2 separate regions of the Mus musculus genome follow, and region 2 is linked to region 1. A link is a loop called in an ENCODE intact Hi-C map of the cell type or tissue named here. Cell type or tissue: heart. All regions are shown on one strand.

The links. Hi-C counts contacts between places; a loop is a spot of excess contacts. Peaks named below come from ENCODE experiments on the same cell type or tissue, not always from the same donor. Only the 100,000 strongest peaks of a DNase experiment are listed, where the experiment ranks them.
Region 2: it touches region 1 in a loop (2.2-fold over the local background); 3 of 42 quality-filtered maps call a loop at or near these places.

Annotation. Positions count from the first base shown.
Region 1 is chr17:49,471,853-49,474,352 of GRCm38, reverse strand. It overlaps Daam2 (dishevelled associated activator of morphogenesis 2), which reads left to right. Exons shown (of 25, transcript NM_001379372.1): 16 at 961-1,067; 17 at 2,306-2,390. Among named protein-coding and RNA genes, the nearest start is that of Gm41595, 30 kb to the right of the region's middle. In heart, no CTCF peak of the experiment used is centred here; a DNase peak (open chromatin) is centred at 1,532; H3K4me3 peaks cover 833 bases; H3K27ac peaks cover 2,500 bases.
Region 2 is chr17:49,735,446-49,737,945 of GRCm38, reverse strand. All of the region lies in intron 10 of Kif6 (kinesin family member 6), which reads right to left. Among named protein-coding and RNA genes, the nearest start is that of Gm16555, 85 kb to the left of the region's middle. In heart, a CTCF peak has its summit at 1,359 (motif pointing left); no DNase peak of the experiment used is centred here.

The DNA of each region.
Region 1 (2,500 bases):
TTCTGTCTCTTACCCACTGTCTTGGGCTGTAGCCCAGAACTGGGTCCATGAGAGAAGGCTTGCCTGCACAGTCTTCAGCCTTTATCACTCATCCATGTAGGCTTGCATGCAGGAGGGGCCCCAGAGAGAGAGAGGAAATGTGAGAGACGGAGGGGCGGCGAGCAGACCTCTGCCAGCTGTGGAGGCGAGTGCCCACAGAACTGAGAAGGCTTCTAGGTCTATGGTATCAGCTACAGGTGCCAAGGCAAGGCTTGCCAGCATGACTACACATGTTGGGCACTGCACAACTCCAGAGGGAAAAAATCCACAAAGACAATGGCGTGCCTGGCTGGCCCTGGAGTTGTGTGCCTTGGAACATGTGCTCTGGGGAAGTCCCTAGCTGTGTGCTAGAAAGGCTCCCGCATCTCTAGCCCGGGGGGTTCCAACAGAAGGAGGTTTGGGAATCTTTGATTTCTACCTACTGGTATCCCAGAAGTGAATTCACTATGGATTCTGCCTCTGATTTTTCCATATGGCCTTGTAAAACCCTTTAGTCCTGCCACACTGAGATAGGCGGGAGGTCTCCAGGAGTTAGAAACCATGGCCTTATGAGGGTTTGAATCCCTTGGGGAGGCTCTGGGTGGGTATAGATGTCTGCTAAAGCAAACCATATTGCCTGAAGCCACAGAGATTAATTATGGCTTCCATTTGGACCGCTCCTTTCCTGGCTTTCCAAGAGAGGCTGAGCTCTAAGAAGGAGGACCCTTCACGACCCTCCATCTTTTCTAGCCCAGGGTGGTCCTACATCCTCTCTTAAGAGTTGGTGGTTAAACACCTTGCCTCTCACATCTTCTCTTTCTCTTTCTTTACGTCCACTGGGTTAGGGGCATCCCCACATTGAAAGAAGGGTGGGTCTGGGTGGTGGGCATGAAGAGTGGGACATCAACCTCAGTGGTTCCCTTTGTAACTCATCATTTGCAGAAAGAACTGGGCTCCACGGAGGACATCTACATAACCTCCCGCAAGGTTAAAGAGCTGTCAGTCATCGATGGCCGGAGGGCCCAGAACTGTATCATTCTTCTCTCCAAGTAGGTGCTCACCTGTAGCAGGGAAAGGGACCCTCCCCAAAGCCCAAAATGGGTAGTGGAGGGGCTAGGATGTGGATAATTCAGTGGCAGAGTGCTTGTGTGACTGCCTGCCCAGCGTGCACCAGGCCCTGGGCTAATTCTGAGCACTGCCGAACAACAAACTGAGTAGTAGACACCGAGCTGCAGGCCTGGGGAAAGGTGGTAGAGGAATGTGGGGGGGGGGGTGGTGGTGATGCTGGTTCTCTGACATCCCCTGGAGGAGAGAGGGGTGGGTGCTGATCTAGACCTCTGCCCCGCAAGCCCATGTTAAGCAGCGGCATTAGGCTCTGCAGACAGGAAACAGCCCTGGCCATGAAGCTCCAGTAAGCATCTGCCAGCCAGCGGAGCTGCCCTAAGCCCACGGAGGACCCACTGTGCTTAGGCCTGGGAGCCGCATGATCTCAGCCTGCAAGCATTTCCCTGGGCTTAGGAACAAACAAGCAGTATCTGTGTTAACAGCACAGCTTCTGTGTGGGGGCCTCCCCCAGGCAGGGTCAAGGGCACCGCCCCAAGCTCTATTCTTAGTGCCGCCTACGGCCTCCTCTGGGACATCTGCCCCCTTTGCCCTCCCACAAGTCCCTTGGCCTGAGTTTCTTCCATTGAGTTGAGTGGGGGTGGGGATGGGGGTGGGAGTGGGGGGGTGTGACTGGTTCCCTAGAGTCCTCAGTGGTTGTATACCTGGAGGGGTGGAGAACAGCTATGTAGGTGGATGAGTGGTCGGGGGGGGGGGGAGATGGGGGGATCCTGGAAGGCTAGTGGGAGCTGGATGGGAACTGGGTACTCCCAGAGATGGAGAGTTCTGCTGCCCCCTGTTCTGTCCTCCCGTGGAGATGCTGAACACATCTGAGGCAGGAGGGAGGGGTGGAGGAGGAAAAGGAGACTGTCAGAATGCCTCTGCCTGTCTGTCTTAATCTCCTGTGTCTCATCAGTTCCGAGGAAGCCCAAGCAACGCAACAGGGACTCAGGCTTCGATGAGAACTGTAACACTCATTATTGGATATATGGAGTGAATCATATTTCCTCTTTATTAAAATTAGACTCTATTATGAAGTTGGCCTGGGACGGCTTTGTAGAGGAGGCGGGAGAGCAGGTTCAAAGTGAGGGCTGGAGAGGAGAAGATGAGGCCATACTGTATAGAAAGAAATCCCAGGGGCCGTCCCGAGGGCCAGGCCAGACTGCTCAAGGTGGATTCGTTATAGGCTGAAGCTTTCTAATGATGAAATACGGCAGGCCATCTTGCGGATGGATGAACAAGAAGACCTCGCTAAGGACATGCTGGAGCAGGTGAGGACCCTGAGGGGAGGGGAGGCTGCCAACCTGGGGGCAGCCATGCTGCTTTCTACCCCATCCCAGAAAGGCTGAAGCCCTGGGGTCGAAAAGACTTAGATCTGAAG
Region 2 (2,500 bases), 260 kb before region 1:
TACGCAAGCCCAAGAAAAGTGCTATAGCAGCTTAGACTTGAGTTGGTGGGCAGGACAAATTAGAGGCGCTTCCTTGGGGCACTGGACATATTTCGGTATATATTCCTTGGGTTAGATATATTCTATGAACTCAGACTTACACATAATCTTGATGCACTAATTAATTAATTTTTACATCTATTTATTCATTGTGTGTGTGTATGTGTGTGCATGAGTGTGTATACCTTGTGTGTGCATGTGCGTGCTATAACATGCTGCTTCTGGAGGTGAGAGGACAACTAGCCCAGAGACAATAGTTCTTCCCTTCCACCCTGTAGATCAAACTCAAACTCAGCTCATCAGTCCTGGCAGCAAACATGGGTTACTGAGCCAACTTGCCTTCCCTTACATGCTTACATGTCATTTGGAGACAATTCTCTGTTACGATGTGCTTAAGACGAATAGCCCACCCAAATACATTTGCTTATTAGTTGTAAAATTAAAAAGGATTTATCCTGATGGAGCTGGTGACATGGTGCAGGGGGAGCATTCATGGGTACCAAGTCTATAGCCTCAGACAGAACACAGTTCAACACCTCCTCTCAAAAGCCTCAGGGAGTGGGGATAAAACAAACTGTTCCCTCTGAACTCTGGTTAGCCTGTGGATTTGTAAGCAAAATGAGATAAATTAGAAGATAGACTGAAAGGTTCGATTCGTGATGCACGCAGAGTTAGCATCCCCCACCTAGCAAACCCTGAGTGAACAACTAGGATCCTTTGCTGTATCAACAACAAACCTCAACTCAATGCATCTCGCCCTTTTATAAGATTTCACGATGTCCCCTAACAATTTTATAACATGTCTGAGGATTTTTAGTGCAGCTATTATGCAGATGTTGAAATGTGAAATTCAGAAAATGACAAGCAGAAGATTTTTGTTGACGTGTCCAGCGTTTGAAAGGAAAGAACAGAGAATTCGAAGTAAGAGCAGCTCGGGGAGGCACCTGGAAAGTGCACTGTGCTGGTAAAATAGAGTGTTCACATCCTGGTTCCGAGGGGGCAGGGATCCCACAGGAGAGGGCTGAGGTGACAGACATGTGCGTTCCACCTCTCCATGTTGGATGGTACACTTGAGCCACTTGCAAAGTCACCATCTTCCTTCCAGTAAGAAACATCTCCTTTCCAAATTCCTGCTTGCTTCGCACTGGCTTGCATGCAGGCACAGACACAAGAAGGCTTTCTTATCAGTTTTTAAGTTTTCCACAAAGCAGCGCATACTATGGCTGGAGAGATGGCTCATCCGTTAGATTGTGCTCCTTTTACAGAAGACTCAAGTTTGGTTCCCAGCATCCACTTCTGGTGACTCTTAACCTGCTTGTAATTCCAGGTCAAGAGAGGGGAATCTGGCGCCCTCTTCTGGCCACCACAGGCAACTGCATTCTCACACACACACACAAACACACACACACACACACACACACACACACACACAAATTAATCTTTTTTATTAAAAAATTGACACATTAATCTACACATTATGGCATTTACACATACATAGTTGCAAAACTTTAAACAAATTTTCATTTCAGTTTATACAATGATGTAAATTTTATGCATCTGTTGCCTTCATGACATGCCACTACCTCAGTTTTGATTTCCCAAGTACCTTCCAGGTTTTAGCAGAATTTTCTTCCTCTGGGAATACATAGGACCCTGTTATGGTTAACGTGGACAGTGAGACACAGTGCAGTCAGTGTGGATTTAGGAGCATTTTACTAATATCTCATTCTGGCTATTTATAGATTTTGGTTTGTTTAGTCTTTCAAATATACAATATGCATGTGTGTGTGTGTTGTATGTGCATATATGTGCAGGTATACACACCCATGAGTGCATACTAAGATCAGAGAACAACAGGTGTCCTGCTCGGTTATCCTTTGCTTTCCTGGCTTCAGAGCAGGGGCTCTCAGTACCACTGGAGCTAGGCTGGTGGCCAGCCATCCCCCTGTCTTTATGCCCCATTTAGTGCTGGAGTTACAGGCACACATAGCCACACGTGGCTTTTTATGTGAGTGCTAGAAATTTGCACTCAGCCCCCGTGCTTGCCCAGGAACCGCCCATGCTCAGTGAGACATCTCCCAGCCCCTGGATATGCTGCCTTGTGTCAATTTTGAAGGAAAGGCAGCAGCCTGAAATCATGGAGCCTGTGCTATTACAGCCTGATACAAAAACACAAATATTGACTATGAGCATGGTTTAATGTTAAAATTGCAGAACCAGATGCAATTTCACTCTCAGAGATAACTGTGTGTTTTGGAATATTTTTCTATATGCCAAGAGACAATATTTGGTTTTAATGCTGCTATGAAAATCTAGACTACATTTAATGGGAAAAAAGGCATTTTTCCTTCTGCTCATTAATTGAGCAAAGTGATTTTATTGTGATACTTGGAGGTGTGAAGTCAACAAGTCACATTAATTTGTTTAAAGATAATCTTTCATTTTCGGTAGAAACTTTAGG